Linked DNA regions of Homo sapiens: region 2 is linked to region 1. A link is an interaction called in ENCODE POLR2A ChIA-PET data of the cell type or tissue named here. Cell type or tissue: OCI-LY7. All regions are shown on one strand. Each heading gives the region's core, and the rest is flanking DNA. Links, peaks and the distances in the headings are about the cores only. Region 1 overlaps HNRNPD (heterogeneous nuclear ribonucleoprotein D). Region 2 has its middle 400 kb from the start of HNRNPD.

Region 1 (7,449 bases), core at 348-4,347:
AAATTAGCCTGGCATGGTGGCATGCACCTGTTATCCCAGCTACTCAGGAGGCTGAGGCAGGAGAATTGCTTGAACCCGGGAGGTGGAGGTTGCAGTGAGCCTAGATCATGCCATTGCACTCCAGCCCGGGCGACAGAGTGAGACTCTGTTTAAAAAGAAAAAAATAAGTATTTGTAAATGTATATATATATATATATACACACACACACACACATATATATATAAAATCATTATGCCATCAGTTTGAGGGAGAGCATGTATGCCAACATTGTAGAGACTAAGTGCCCATTTATCCATAATTAAGATAAGCAGACTTTTCCCCATTGTACTATAAAGTTAGAGTTTGGGGCTGGGTATGGTAGCTTCCGCCTGTAATCCCAGCAGTTTGGGAGGCTGGAGCGGGCGGATCACTTGAGGCCAGGAGTTCAAGACCAGCCTGGCCAACGAGGGGAAACCCCGTCTCTACTAAAAATGCAAAAATCAAGTCAGGCGTGGTGGTGCAGCCTGTAATCCCTCCCACGGAGGCTGAGGAATGAGAATCACTTGAACCTGGGAGGCAGAGGTTGCAGTGAGCTGAGATTGTGCCACTGCGCTCCAGCTTGGGCGACAGAGTGAGACTGTCTCAAAAACTAAGCAACCAAAAACAGAAAAAGATGGAATGGAATTAATATGTTCCATTTAGTAAAGATGGAATAGAATTGGTCCAGTTTGTGTTCATTGTAGCATATTCACCTATTTGGTCAGCAACCATTTTTTTTTTTTTAAAGCCTAAGCATACCCTGAGAACAACAACCTTTTTTGATTAGAACAGAAGAAAAAGCCAGAGTGTTCTTGGGCTGCCAAAATATTAATACGTTTGTCTCAAAGACGAGCCACTTAGGTGCTTGCTTAGAGACTTCTACTTTACACAGAATTTGAAAAGTTTGACAGCTGGCTACTTACTCTGCAAAACGGAAGGGAGACTTTTTAGAACAGCAACTGGTGATCTGGCAAAAATGAAAAGTAGAACTTGTGAAGAAATGAGATGGACTTGGTGTATTAATAGCTAATTTTAGAAGACCCTGTGGATATTCTAAATCAGCATAATAGTGATGTCTGAGCCATAGTGTTAAATTATGATTACTGTATTTGAAGTATAAGAAGGCAGAAAAGTGTGATGCTGTTAGAAAAAAATCTCATTTCAAATGATTGAAGGTTAAAAACAATTGGGGAAAGATTAGAGAGGGCAGGCGGTGCTTTAAGGGAGGTGGAATAATACTTGGCTCCTTATTCTCCAAAAGTGCTGGATAGCTGAAGTTTTTAATATTCTGGATAATTGATATTTGATTATTAGTTTAGGAGGGATAGCATCTTCAGTGAACCCTTGTAGCTCTAAGGTAGGCATATTAAACAACTACCATACTAAAGGTGGGGAGTACGTTTGGAGAGCACTTTGCTGGGCCAGCTGATGATATGCTTAGGTGATATTTAAGAAAATCTGCTTCTTGTCTGAAAAACATTTGGGGCTTCAGAATAATACCACATACCTCATTCTTGGTGTTTTAATTTATTTCTTTGTAATTGTTTTCTGTTTCTTAATAATTTTAAATTAAGGGTATTTTCCCAATATAAACATTGCTTTTTGGTTAAATAAAATCAAAACTAGTTCTGTCTCCATATCTGAATAGACCAGACAGAGAATTTTCTTGCCTTTCAACAGCTTAAAAAATGTTTTTGTTAGAACTGTTGTGTTCAGGCTGAAATACTTTCAAAGTTTGTTAGTTATTATTGAGAAATTTCTGTAATAATCATGGAAAGGGTAATTTAATAGTTAAATCTCAACTTAATTGAAGTTATTTCTGTTGTGGAACTTATGGTCATCTTAGCAAGAGGTCATTGCTTTATAGTCAGTTCTCTTTCTCATTAAAAATATAGTGTACTCACCTTTACAGGGTGAATGTTGGTAAATAACTTCTGTCTGTGAAGGAAGTATTCTGGACCTGTAAGTTAAAAATAAGGTGTTTATAGCAAATTATGTAAATAAAGATTGTATATTAGAAGGTACACACTATTCAAATTAAAGAAAATGTATATTGAGAAAATAACTCAAATTTCTTCCATGAAATTGGCAAGAAGTAAACATTTCAAATACACAAAACATTATGGGTATTTTTGTTCATTTGATTATAAAATGCCAAAGTTGTTTTATAAATGCTACTTCAAGCCTGGAAACTTTGAGGAAGTCCTGAACATTAAGCATATAAATGGCCCAGCTCTAGAATACATGTAAGTTGAAAAGCTAACCTGAAGTGGGAAGCGCAGTATATACCTAAGACTTACTCTGCACTGAAAGTTTGCTTTGTCACTAGAAGTAAAACAAGACTGTGGTAGGATAGTAAGATCAGTAACACCTCAGTTAATCAGGTATCTTGGAGGAAGTGAAGAAAGACCCTAATTCAAGGGACAGTTAATTGGCCTTTTATTCCAAGAATGGGCCTTAGTGGCAGTATCTTAAAAGCCCACAAGATGGAGATGTTTCCTAATGAAAGGCCTTTAATTTCTTTATAGAGCTGAGTTAGTGTCACATCCCAGTCCCCACCCATGACCCTTCCCCAGTTAAAAAGAAGAGAAAATGTTGAGCAAGTCTGATTTGATTCCCATGGTGACATTTTTAGCCATTATGTAACAAATTCTGACAGTTTACCCTTAAAATTAAAAACCTCCAGTCCTGTCTTTTTAAAGGGTAGAAAGAAGGTTAGGTATAGGATAGCTTTTTATTTATTTATTTATTTATTTTTGTACAAAGGGAGCCTATGTAAAGCTGCCAGATCTGAACTTTCTGGTGTTTTGCTGTAATGTTAGTAAGATTTCGCCTTAAAATATTTTATTTTGAGTATATACGTTTGGTCTTAGAGTGTCTTGGTGGATTTCCGCTTACCACCCATCACTTTCTGCATTTTAAAGGCTTAAATACTTTATTGCTGGTTAACTGAGGTTCTACTGTAAACGAATCATCTAAGTTAATTAGTGGATTGTACTTCAATGGATAATTTTCACTAAATTGTTTATATTGCACATTACTTTTGTCTTAAGGACTCTTAGCACATCAAAAAAATTGGCTCACAACTTAATTGTGAGATGTAGAATTTTCCATTTTATGTGCTAAGAGTTTTGTTAATGAGAGAACTGTTAAAATAGAAAAGGAGCTTCAGCATAGACACCAATGCTGGTTGCTGAGATCAGTGGGGAACTGCATAGCATTTTAACAAGTTTAATGAACATTTGGAAGAGAAATTTGAAGCTAAGATTCTGGTTTTTTTGCTGTTAACTTTTTAATCTAAGGAAAACTTTTATGTACAGTATTTTTACTTTGGGTATATGTTTATCTTTTAGCAAGTTGAAAGACTTAATTTGCTGCTTGCTCACTATTTTGTAATTATTTGGGAGCAGCAGTAATAAGCCAGCTTTTTGGAATAGGATGTTCCTGATGTGTGGTTATGTAGGAAGAATGATGTTTTAATATACTGCCCAGTAAACTGGTGCAGTTTGGAAAAGGTGTGTTATTGATGTGGATAATATTTAAGGCAATTTTTTTTAAGCATTTTAATACTGCTTTTTGTCTTTACAGGAAAATGTTTATAGGAGGCCTTAGCTGGGACACTACAAAGAAAGATCTGAAGGACTACTTTTCCAAATTTGGTGAAGTTGTAGACTGCACTCTGAAGTTAGATCCTATCACAGGGCGATCAAGGGGTTTTGGCTTTGTGCTATTTAAAGAATCGGAGAGTGTAGATAAGGTAGTGTGTTACGTGTTCTGATCAGTTAATAATATAAAATATTAACATATGGATAGTTTGATACAATGAGTTTGCCTATTTGTGGTTCCCCATTTTGATAGTATAGGAAGGAAGAATAGTTCTTGCCCCAATACGTTTTATGAAGATAGAGGTAGGTTCAGGAATTATTTCCTGAATAATTTGTGTTCCAGGCTCTGCTAAATTTTGAAATTAACTTTAAAGATACTATAGACTTAAAGATGCCTAGTTAAAAGGATGTGTTTTAGCAATTCACAGAAGTCCATATTTTGAAATTTTGTTAGGCAAGCAACTTTTAACTGAATCATTATTTTGATCCTGGGCTAAAGGGAAGTAGCAGTTATGTTTGTATATAGTGCTAAAGGGAAGTAGCAGTCATGTTTGTATATATTGAAGGTAATGGTTATCTAGTAATTGGTTAAATTTGTGTATGTCCTACCATTCTTACCTTTAGATTTAAACAGTATATGTTAGTTGATGTTACATCACCACCATGACTTGACAGTTTAATCTTGAGCAAGTCAACATATGCTTGGCATTATCTGTATTTATAGTTATTTTTAAGTAAGTTAATAGTCTCTGAACTTCAGTTAAGATATATATTTTTTAAATGAAAACTTCAATTTCCTTAGGTCATGGATCAAAAAGAACATAAATTGAATGGGAAGGTGATTGATCCTAAAAGGGCCAAAGCCATGAAAACAAAAGAGCCGGTTAAAAAAATTTTTGTTGGTGGCCTTTCTCCAGATACACCTGAAGAGAAAATAAGGGAGTACTTTGGTGGTTTTGGTGAGGTATGTTATAAATGTTTTGACCCAGTTTATGTCAAAATTAGTGTGAATGTGATTGTCCCATTATGGACTCAGAGTCACTTGGCTTTTCAAAGCTGTTAGGGTAGATTATGTGATCTGTTTTGGAATAAGGATATTGTAAATACTTCATTAGCAGGTCTTTGAAGGTTGGATAATGTGTTTTTCTCATTGAGCACCTACTCTATGCAGAGTATTGCTGGGGTAGAGTATACAAAGATGAAATAGACAAACATTCTTAAATACAGACAATTAAGAGGAAGAAATCTAGATTAGAAGGAGACTTTTGTTGAAAATAGGAAAGGAATTAAGAATAGGGTGTAGTGCCTTATCAGTTGAAATGCATGTGTAAGTGCAAATTTAATGAGACTAATCATTATAGACTCATTAGTGAGGCTGGACGCGATGGCTCATGCCTGTAGTAATCCCAGCACTTGGGAGGCCGAAGTGGGTGGATTACTGGAGACCAGGAGATGAAGACCATCCTGGACAACATAGTGGGACCCCGTCTCAATTAAAAGTAAAACAAACTTAGACTCATTAGTGAAATAGGTAGATAATAGAGGTTTCTTTTATGAATTAATGAAAGTTGAGAAATTTGTGGCCTTGGGCTCCAGATACGTCCCACAGACATTTATTGCTTGATTGAAACAATAAGTGCTTTTTTAGTGTTGAGGATTTGAGATATTGCCCACAAAACTCAGTATCTAGCTTTTTAAAAAATACTTGCAAGAGCACGCAACATGGGAACTGACGCTGCCCTCCTGTACGGCAGCATCTCTCAAACTGAGTAGTAGCTTCCATCTTGGTTTGGGCATATGCTCTCCAGTTTTTAGTAGTCCTCACCACCCTACTTCCTGTTTTCTCTCAAATACATTTTTATTCTGTTTTTCTTAGATTTGACTGTTTTCTTCTTGTTCTTTGTGGGCATTTGAATTTGTGACCCTTGAGTTAGGTAGTAAATGTCAGTGCGTGGTAAAGCTTATTTTTGTAAATAGTTGTGAAGACCTTAGATGGAATGGGTGTTCTAATTTGAAGAATTCCTTAAAAGGATTAGAATAAATAGGGAGAAACAGGAGACTAGAACTTCAGTGCCAAATACATGTTTTCTTTGTGTGTTTTCCCCCCTCTAAACTTGTGTTTCTTTTAAGGTCAATAAAATGCATGTTAGCATATTAAAATTTGTTTTTTAATACCAGGTGGAATCCATAGAGCTCCCCATGGACAACAAGACCAATAAGAGGCGTGGGTTCTGCTTTATTACCTTTAAGGAAGAAGAACCAGTGAAGAAGATAATGGAAAAGAAATACCACAATGTTGGTCTTAGTAAAGTAAGTTAAGCATCCATTTACTTGTAGAGAAAACTAGCTGTTGTAAAGAGCTTAACCATTTATCTTTCTCTGTAAAGGCTTAAGTTCTTTGCATGCTTTAAAAACTTCTCATTGGTTACTTACCATTGACCAACTTTTTGTGGGGAGCAGGATGGACACATTTGTTAGTGTTTTTGTCTAGGCTTTCACAAAAATAGTTTTTAGAACTTGACAAGTAAAATGAAGTAACATCACTAGCAAGTACTCATAAGTGATTACTCTTAAGTACTAAATATTGGTTTAATTAATAAACTGACTGAGGAAAGTTTCAAATTAGCCTACTCTATTTAAACATGTTGGCTATTCTGGTTATTAGAAACTTATTTAGCAACTTTTATTTTCTTGAGTCAGTTTAATAATGTAATTTTTCTCTTTTAGTGTGAAATAAAAGTAGCCATGTCGAAGGAACAATATCAGCAACAGCAACAGTGGGGATCTAGAGGAGGATTTGCAGGAAGAGCTCGTGGAAGAGGTGGTGGTAAGCTAGAGCCTAAGTTTACTCTATCTTAAGCTTTTCTGCTTTTTAATTATCCTGAAGTAAAGATCTTTGCTGATCTTCTGACTTTAGTGAACCTATTAATGTGCTGCAGGCCCCAGTCAAAACTGGAACCAGGGATATAGTAACTATTGGAATCAAGGCTATGGCAACTATGGATATAACAGCCAAGGTTACGGTGGTTATGGAGGATATGACTACACTGGTTACAACAACTACTATGGATATGGTGATTATAGCAGTAAGTACTATACTTTTTATATTAACTGCTATTTGACATTTATTTTGTACAAATTTGGATAGGCAGAAAGGTTAGTGTAGCCTTGCCAAGTGCAAATGTCTTCAGGTTTCAAATTCCTGGAAACTTGAAACTGCAGCCATTTTATTGCTTGGTTCCTCCCAGCCTATATCACACACACATTATAAGGGTAGGGTGTATGTGTGGTTCTATATATGTTTGCTGGGCATTTGTTTTACTTGGATTTAAAAATTTTAAGCTCAGTTCAGATCTTTTAAGCTCAAGGTATTCTAAATGTCACTTCTTGGACCAACCAATAATCTTGGCATGATGTGTCTTAATCCTATAAAACTGAATAATACCACATGTTGCCAGTTAAAACTAATAGTATCCTCGCTTTAGGATTATTAATGTAGAAACTCTTAAAACAGATGTTGAGCTTGATAGAACCAAAAAACTTGACTTTTAGACATGGAAAGCCCTGACTTCATTGTGCAACTAAGGTAGTTGCTCTCCACCTGATTTGTAGCAACTGTTGAGTCGTCAGGTAAAGGGTTCTACTAGAAGCAATCTTACATTTTTTTGGAGGAGAGTGGTTGCATTGGTTGCATTGTTTTAAGTGGTTTTTCTTTTCCTTCCTTGGTTAGACCAGTTCTTGGAGTTATATCCTTTCTTAGGTGACTAGGCCTGCTGCACAATAATAGGTTAATTAAAGTCAGAAGAAGGTCAGCAAAGATGGATT
Region 2 (7,449 bases), core at 2,213-6,212, 390 kb after region 1:
TGCACTTCAGTCTCATATAGTCATTGTATAAGTAGGTAACACCAGTAAGAAGTAAGCTGCAGATCTCAATATGTCATAAGTAATTAGAGAGAATTCACCCAATGGGATGTTTTTCACACAGAAACTCTATGTGAGGAAGAGTCTGGGCTGCCAGCTGTGAGGCCTAAGAAAGGAAACACAGTACCGAATTCTCACAACTTCTCTAGGATGAGAAACCAAGAATCCCAGATATGTCCCTGCAACCCCCCTGCTCACCTAATGTGCCTTTTGTTTTGTCTGCAACTCCTACAGTACTTACCTGCACCTTTGAGTTAAGTCCATAAGCGTATATGTTAAAATCTAGTTAGTCTCTGGAAGACTTACATTAGACCATTATCAGTCTTCTGTTCTGCAAGATCAAAATGATGATTCTCGGTCAGTCATGGTGGCTCACACCTGTAATCTCAGCACTTTGGGAGGCTGAGGTGGGTGGATTGCTTGAGCCCAGGAGTTCAAGACCAGCCTGGGCAACATGCTGAAACCCCATCTCTACAAAAAAATTCAAAAATTAGTTGGGTGTAGTGGTGTGCACCTGTGGTCCCAGCTACTGAGAGGGCTGAAGTAGGAGGATCTCTTCAGCTCAGGAGGTGGAGGTTGCAGTGAGCCAAGACTGCACCACTGCACTCCAGCCCAGGTAACAGAGTGAGACCCTGTCTCAAAAAAAAAAAAAAAAAAAAAAGTGATACTCTTTCTCTAAGGTCTGTCCAGTTAAGCTTGGCATTGCAATATAATTTGAGAGGAAAATTGTGTCCAAATTAAAAATGAAACAAATGGTATGTTTACTATGTCACTGACTTCTTTGGGCAAGGTAATAAACCTCTTTAATTCTCAGTTTCTGCATCTCTAAAATGAAGATAACAATGCCTGCATACATGTTTTTATGAGGATCTAAGACAATGCTTATAAACTACACAGTATGTAGTAGATGCCCAATGAAGTGTGGATGTTATTACTACATTTTAAAATTGGTTTTTGGAAAGTAGGAGATGAACCATTCTTGTCCATCTTTATTCTTTTCTGACTTTTTCTTTATCCAAAAAAAACAAATGAACCAACAAAATATAAAATCACTGTGATGTGTTGCATTTTTAGTATTTCTATCCATTGAATATGCAAGTATTTATCATTTGTCATTTTATCACTAAGGTAACATATACCGTAATGTAAGTGCAAGTGCAAATATTGAGGCATATGCTATAGGGGTACAGCATTTTACCCAAGCTGTCAGGGAATTTAGCTGATAGACAAGGGCAAGATGAACCTTTGATGTACAGATACTATTGAAAAAAGCAAACCTGTGTCTTTGAAGGCACAAGAAATCCAAAATGCAAATATGGAGGATGTCTCCCTATCACACCCCCATCCCTGCCATGTTCTTCAATATTATAGTTTTCAGTATTTGTTCTAGCTCTCAGTGACCTTTCAATCCTAACTGATATTCTTATTTATATATTTAAATATTCTTATTTATCTCATATCTCTTACACAACCATGACAAATCACAGTGAGATGTACAAAGACAATCCTAATCCAACAGTATCTTGGCACAATTAGCTTAAGAAAAATATTAATTCATGATAAAAGCCTGCTGTGTTGTATGTAAGTGTGTGTGGCCTTAGTCACTACAGAACTGATTAATATTCTGCAAAAATATTTTTACAAGCTCAGTTTCAGTTACTATAATCATGACAATAATTTTTCACACCCTGGCACCTATTGAATTAGCAACCAAGTTCTTTTCTTGAGCCATTATTCAAATGGATTCCATCTGCATTCAAATTAGTCTCAAGATCATAGAAATTAACAATGGGAAAGGTACATTAAATCACATAGTCCATTTCTTTGCTAGGGGAGAATTGATCTGTACATTATAATCTCTAGTGCTTTGTCTGGTGTGTTTTAAATGTCTCAAATAAGTGTTATTCTGATTCTGGGTGGTCATCTCTTCAAATTCCAGGGGAAATTCTTTTTCACAGCCTACTGGTGTGTGTGTGTGTGTGTGTGTGTATGGATTTTCTGATGCTGTGCAATTTGCCGGTGCTCAGAGCCTCTAGGAATCAGGCAATGAATTTTCCAGAGGGGTGTGTGTGGGGGCGGTGGGGTGGGTGTATGCATTCATTGAAGGGGTTTAGGTGAATCATGGTGAAAGGGAGAGAAAGACAAAAAGAGGGCAACTTGAGAAGGATGGTATGTTCGATTGTATTTGAGATTGGACAGTTGTTTGCTTTCATTTAGTGATACCCTGGGTGGTTTGGGGAAGAGAAGGGGGAAGTAGGCATAGTCACTAAGCCAAGAGAGGGGCACTGAAAAATGTTGATGAGTCTGATGCCAATTTGAGTAGGAATTATGACATTTTTAATGAAGTCAAATATCTAGAAGTCAAGTGAAAAATTCTTTAACTTAGGTTATATATTATTAATCTTACATATGGATACCGTATAAGTTATGTGCTCTAAAGTAGAAAGTCAGAGTCTAGGCATTCTAATGTTAGCCGTTTTTCTTTCTTTTTAATTCAGTTGAAGCCTTCCAATTAGACAGATACAGAGACAGATAGACAGAATAGTCATCTATACTTACCATAAAGCTTGAGAAACAAAGCATTATTAGTATAGTATAAACCCTGCCTTGATTGTTGTTTAACTCAAATGTTCTCAAATTTCTTATTTATAAAATAAGATAAACAGAAGTGAATCAAACACTTCAAAAATGTTAGGGCATAGCATAAATGTTAGGTCATAAAATATAAATAACAGCAAAAATGTTAGGAGATAAAACAAATTATATGATTAATAACACATACATTATTAAAATTAAATGAGTTTTATAGAAGACGGAGAAAGAGTTGTCCCTAGAACTGACATGAGAAGCACAAGGATTCCTTCTTTCAGAATCTCATGGAATATAAAGATCATAAAGGACCTTAAATTTATTCACCTTCTGTTGTGTTGCTTGAATTTCCACTTTAACATCCAGGACAAGTATCTGTTCAACTCTTGCTTGGTCACCTCCTGTGATGAAAAAGTCATTAGCACTCAAAGCTTCAGTTAATAGTAGTTTGAAGGTTCTTATTTCCATTCAGACTCAAACTCTCCCTCCTCAACACTTTCACCCATGGGTCCTATCCTTAAGGGCCATACAAAACTAATCGAATCTCTTAGAACAGCTCTTCACACTGTTGAACACAGTTGTCACTGCTCCTTGTCTCCACCCTCTGAGTGCTCCTACCTCCAGTTTCTTAATCTAATTCACTCTTTCCCAGACACCATTGCTCTGCCTGCTTGTTTTGGACATGACTGTCTTAAGTGGTGGCTCCAGGCAAGCCTATTCTTCACAGTCTTTATGAAATGCATTCCTTCAGTGCCTGGAACATAGCAGGGACTTGATTTTTATATTTGCTACGTGGAAGAGCATATTCTAGCTAACCCCATAGAATATGCATTTAGTATTGTAAACCTCAGTTTACAAAAACAATTTCTTCAGTACCTCTCATGTCATTTTCTCCCCAAGTCTCAGTCCTCATTAGATGAGGGAAAAACATCACTTTTGCTTCTAACTCCTTCAGTCTCTCACAAAGTGATCCACCTTTTTTGATAAGCCAAAAACACAGCAAGAATTACTTCAATTACTTCCTCTCCTCCTCTCTTCCAAAAAAGGAAACCAGTTTGCATTTCACACATACAGTACTCTCTCAATTGCTAGCTAAAATGTATTGAGGGTTTACTTTGCACCGACTACAAAGCCTTCCTGTAACCTCTGAGAAACCATGGTGTAGGCTTTACTGCAGTGACATGATGGTATTACTCAGGCTGCAGCTCATCCACATAAAGTCCTTGTGCAAAGTGTGAAAAGGTACCCTCTGTGGTGGGCTCCTAGAAAAGCCTTCTCTGCCCTGCAGGAAGCCCCCTCCCTTCTCTATCAGACACCTTAGTGGAATCACTCTTGGACAAGCCAGCAAATCAGATCTGATAACAGAAAAGCTCTTGGAAATGTTTGTTGATTAAAGAATGATGTTATGAAAAGAAACAAACCAAATGCTAATTAGTGACTTCAAGGGGAATAAGCCAAAATAATTTAAGTTTAGCCCTGCCTGCAAAGTAAGGACACTTTGCTCAGGCATGTACTATTTTGCATAGAAAAATACTAACAAATTCCTCAAGGGTGAGGAAGGTTAATAATTTGAAACTGGACCTGCTGGGGTTCCTGATGCTGTTGAGTTCACTGCCTACCAGATCACTAACCTTGCCTTTTCAGTTAAGTGTTGCTGTACGGACAGAAGGTGGAGAAACCACCCCTGCAGGTTGCCTGCTGCCTGATGGTCCCAGCTCTCCATCCCAGGTATTTGTTTGGTGATGAAAAGCTGAGCTCATGAAGAAGTGGAAAGTGCTGGAAGAAAGAATTAACACATCCTTCCTAGGGAGGCCAAATGTTAGATCAATCATGTCTTCCAGCCACTACAGTGATTGCAGGGAATGAGATGTTAATTTATGCCCAGTGCCATCAGGAGCCTGGGAAGTGAGTTCTATGATCTGTCTGATTCTTCAGCCAATGTAGCTGCCTCTCTGTAACCTTTGGGCGCATGGCAGGTGCACCCCCCCTGACTTCAGTGGCCACCTATGGGATCCGCAGACTAGGCTTCATCTCCTTACTTTCCTGTCACTTTCCACACTCTCCAGCATTTCTTCCTCCTTCCCCCTGTCTAAGTCTGAGGTGCCCTGGTGGTAGGACAATAAGGAAAACTTTGCAGTCACTTGGAAAAATTGCTGACCAACTGAAAATACATTTCTACAACCTGCAGGGAAACAGTGATGTGTGTAAAAATGAAATAGGTTTATTTTCTGTGGTTTTGAAGAAGCCATTTGGAACTATGGAAAATAGCACCCAGTTTTGCAATACTGGGAAGCTGACCTTGCAGTTTGTATATGGTTATCTACCCACCCCCGCCCCCCTACCACCATCCCCCACCCTCACCTCTGCAAAAGCCTACGTTCTGTCTTTTTCTGTGAAGGTGGATGGGGAAGAGGTAATGGAACCATCAGCAAGCAAGCCAGAATTCACCCCCTAGCAATATGAATAATTAGACGTTCTTAAGTGGAAATTGGAATGGTTACAGATGATGTAACATTTGTTGATGTAAAATGGAATGTCCCCAGCAGCATAGATAGCTTTAATTGTTCCTATCCCAGAGTTTTTATAAAGCCAGTGACAAACTATATTTTGTAGTATTTTCATGGCAGATGCCCTGGATGGCAAAAAAAAATACGGAAAGTTATCTTTCTAGACAGAGCAAGAAAGCTCAAAGAGCAGTGCTTTGTGCTGCATTGCAAGTGTAATAAGCCAAAGGTCATTTTCATTTGCTTTTTGTTTGTGTCCTGTCACAAGGTATAGGACACCTTGTAGGACTGAGCCATGTGCTTGATCTTGATGAAGTGCTCTGTTCATTTTGTTACTCATTTCCTCTGCAGTATCTCTTATTCAGAGGGACTGGGAGGGAGGATGACATGATAGAAGTTTGGAGAAGAGGATGAGAGAGTTTCTTGGTCTGGTGTGTGGAAAGGTCAGATTGAATGAGGGGACCTTTCTGGTAGACCTCTTATGCTGATGACTCCGGTCACCCTACAAGAGCTTGGAAAAGTGTCATGGCTCTGGGTCATAGAGGAGAGGTTTGTGCCATTGTTTCCAAGGCTGTTTCGTTCTTGATGTGAACCTGCCGTTATGGTTCAGTGATTATTCACAGACTCACAGATGGAAAAACTCAACCTCCAGGGGCCATCTCTGTAGTGTGTCCAAATTCATATTCTCTAATTTCTAAGCCATGTCTCAGTAGAAGCTATCTTTGAGCATATGGTGTCCATTTTAATGCACTACACTGACTTGTCTTCTCAGTAAGGTGTTTCACATAGTACTCTGGTACAGCAGTACAAACATCTGTGGATTGTGAGAAGTGCAACCCACTTCCACTTCCATGGCTCCACCCTGGCTTCAGCTAGGACTGGTTCATCACTGAGGCCTAGACACTGCATTTCAGTTTCACTCCTTTTCTTTGCATCACTCTAAATCTCCTGGTATTGGCTGTGGATCTCACTGTGATATCTGTGCTCTGGACTTTCCTCCTGGTCTTTCTGCCACTCTGGTCTCCACTGCTTGCGCATTTCATGGCTTATCCCTCCATTCAACACTGTTCTAAAAACAGGAAAAGAAATCCTTGTCCTTATGGAGCTTACATTCTAGTTGAGAGAGCAAGTTAAAAAAACAATAAGTAAAAAATACTCCAAACACCCAACATCCATATATGTATGTAGAGGAGAGTGTTGGTGGCAGGGTTAATTTTGTGATACAGTCAGTGCTGCTCCTGTTCCTATGCTGAAGAACTCTACTACGTACCTACCACCTTCTTTCTGGGTAGCCATAGAATCTACCTTCCTTATCATTTTTGGGTTTATTTATTATTTATTTTTATTTTTAACACCTTTATTGAGCTATCATGGACACATAAAATGATATATATATCAGTTTTTCATATATATCATATATAAATGATATATATAATATATAAATGATATGTAAATGATTTTTTTTACTTTTTTTTTTTAATTTACTCTCTCCAACTAGAATGTAAGCTCCATAAGGACAAGGATTTCTTTTCTTGTTTTTAGAACAGTGTTGAATGAAGGGATAAGCTATGAAATGCACAAACAGTGGAGACCAGAGTGGCATATATGTAAATGTATACATATACATATGTGTACATTTATATATGATATATATGTATACATATACATATGTGTACATTTATATATGATATATATGTATACATATACATATGTGTACATTTATATATGATATATATGTATACATATACATATGTGTACATTTATATATGATATATATGTATACATATACATATGTGTACATTTATATATGATATATATGTATACATATACATATGTGTACATTTATATATGATATATATGTATACATATACATATGTGTACATTTATATATGATATATATGTATACATATACATATGTGTACATTTATATATGATATATATGTATACATATACATATGTGTACATTTATATATGATATATATGTATACATATACATATGTGTACATTTATATATGATATATATGTATACATATACATATGTGTACATTTATATATGATATATATGTATACATATCATTTTGCTATATCATGATATATATCATATATATCATTTATATATATGGTGTACAACTTGATGTTTTCATATACATATACATTGTAAAATGATCACCACACTCTAGCTAATTAACATTTCTATCACATCTAGTTACCATCTAGTTACCATTTGTGTGGGTGTGTGTCAAGAAAATTTAAGATCTCTCCTTTTAGCAAATTTCAAGTATGCACTACAGTATTTTTA

Evidence for each region. ChIA-PET counts read pairs that join two places held together with the same protein. Peaks named below come from ENCODE experiments on the same cell type or tissue, not always from the same donor. Only the 100,000 strongest peaks of a DNase experiment are listed, where the experiment ranks them.
Region 2: POLR2A ChIA-PET joins it to region 1 with 5 read pairs; 1 of 35 experiments calls an interaction of 5 or more read pairs at or near these places.

The regions. Positions count from the first base shown.
Region 1 is chr4:82,355,798-82,363,246 of GRCh38, reverse strand. It overlaps HNRNPD (heterogeneous nuclear ribonucleoprotein D), which reads left to right. Exons shown (of 9, transcript NM_031370.3): 3 at 3,608-3,776; 4 at 4,427-4,588; 5 at 5,803-5,934; 6 at 6,352-6,451; 7 at 6,564-6,710. Among named protein-coding and RNA genes, the nearest start is that of HNRNPD, 14 kb to the left of the region's middle. RefSeq lists an enhancer at 609-658. In OCI-LY7, for the core only: CTCF peaks have their summits at 2,290 and 2,502 (motif pointing right); a DNase peak (open chromatin) is centred at 2,486; H3K4me3 peaks cover 323 bases; H3K27ac peaks cover 883 bases.
Region 2 is chr4:81,969,201-81,976,649 of GRCh38, reverse strand. No RefSeq gene overlaps it. Among named protein-coding and RNA genes, the nearest start is that of HNRNPD, 400 kb to the left of the region's middle. In OCI-LY7, for the core only: no CTCF peak of the experiment used is centred there; a DNase peak (open chromatin) is centred at 3,759; H3K4me3 peaks cover 666 bases; H3K27ac peaks cover 484 bases.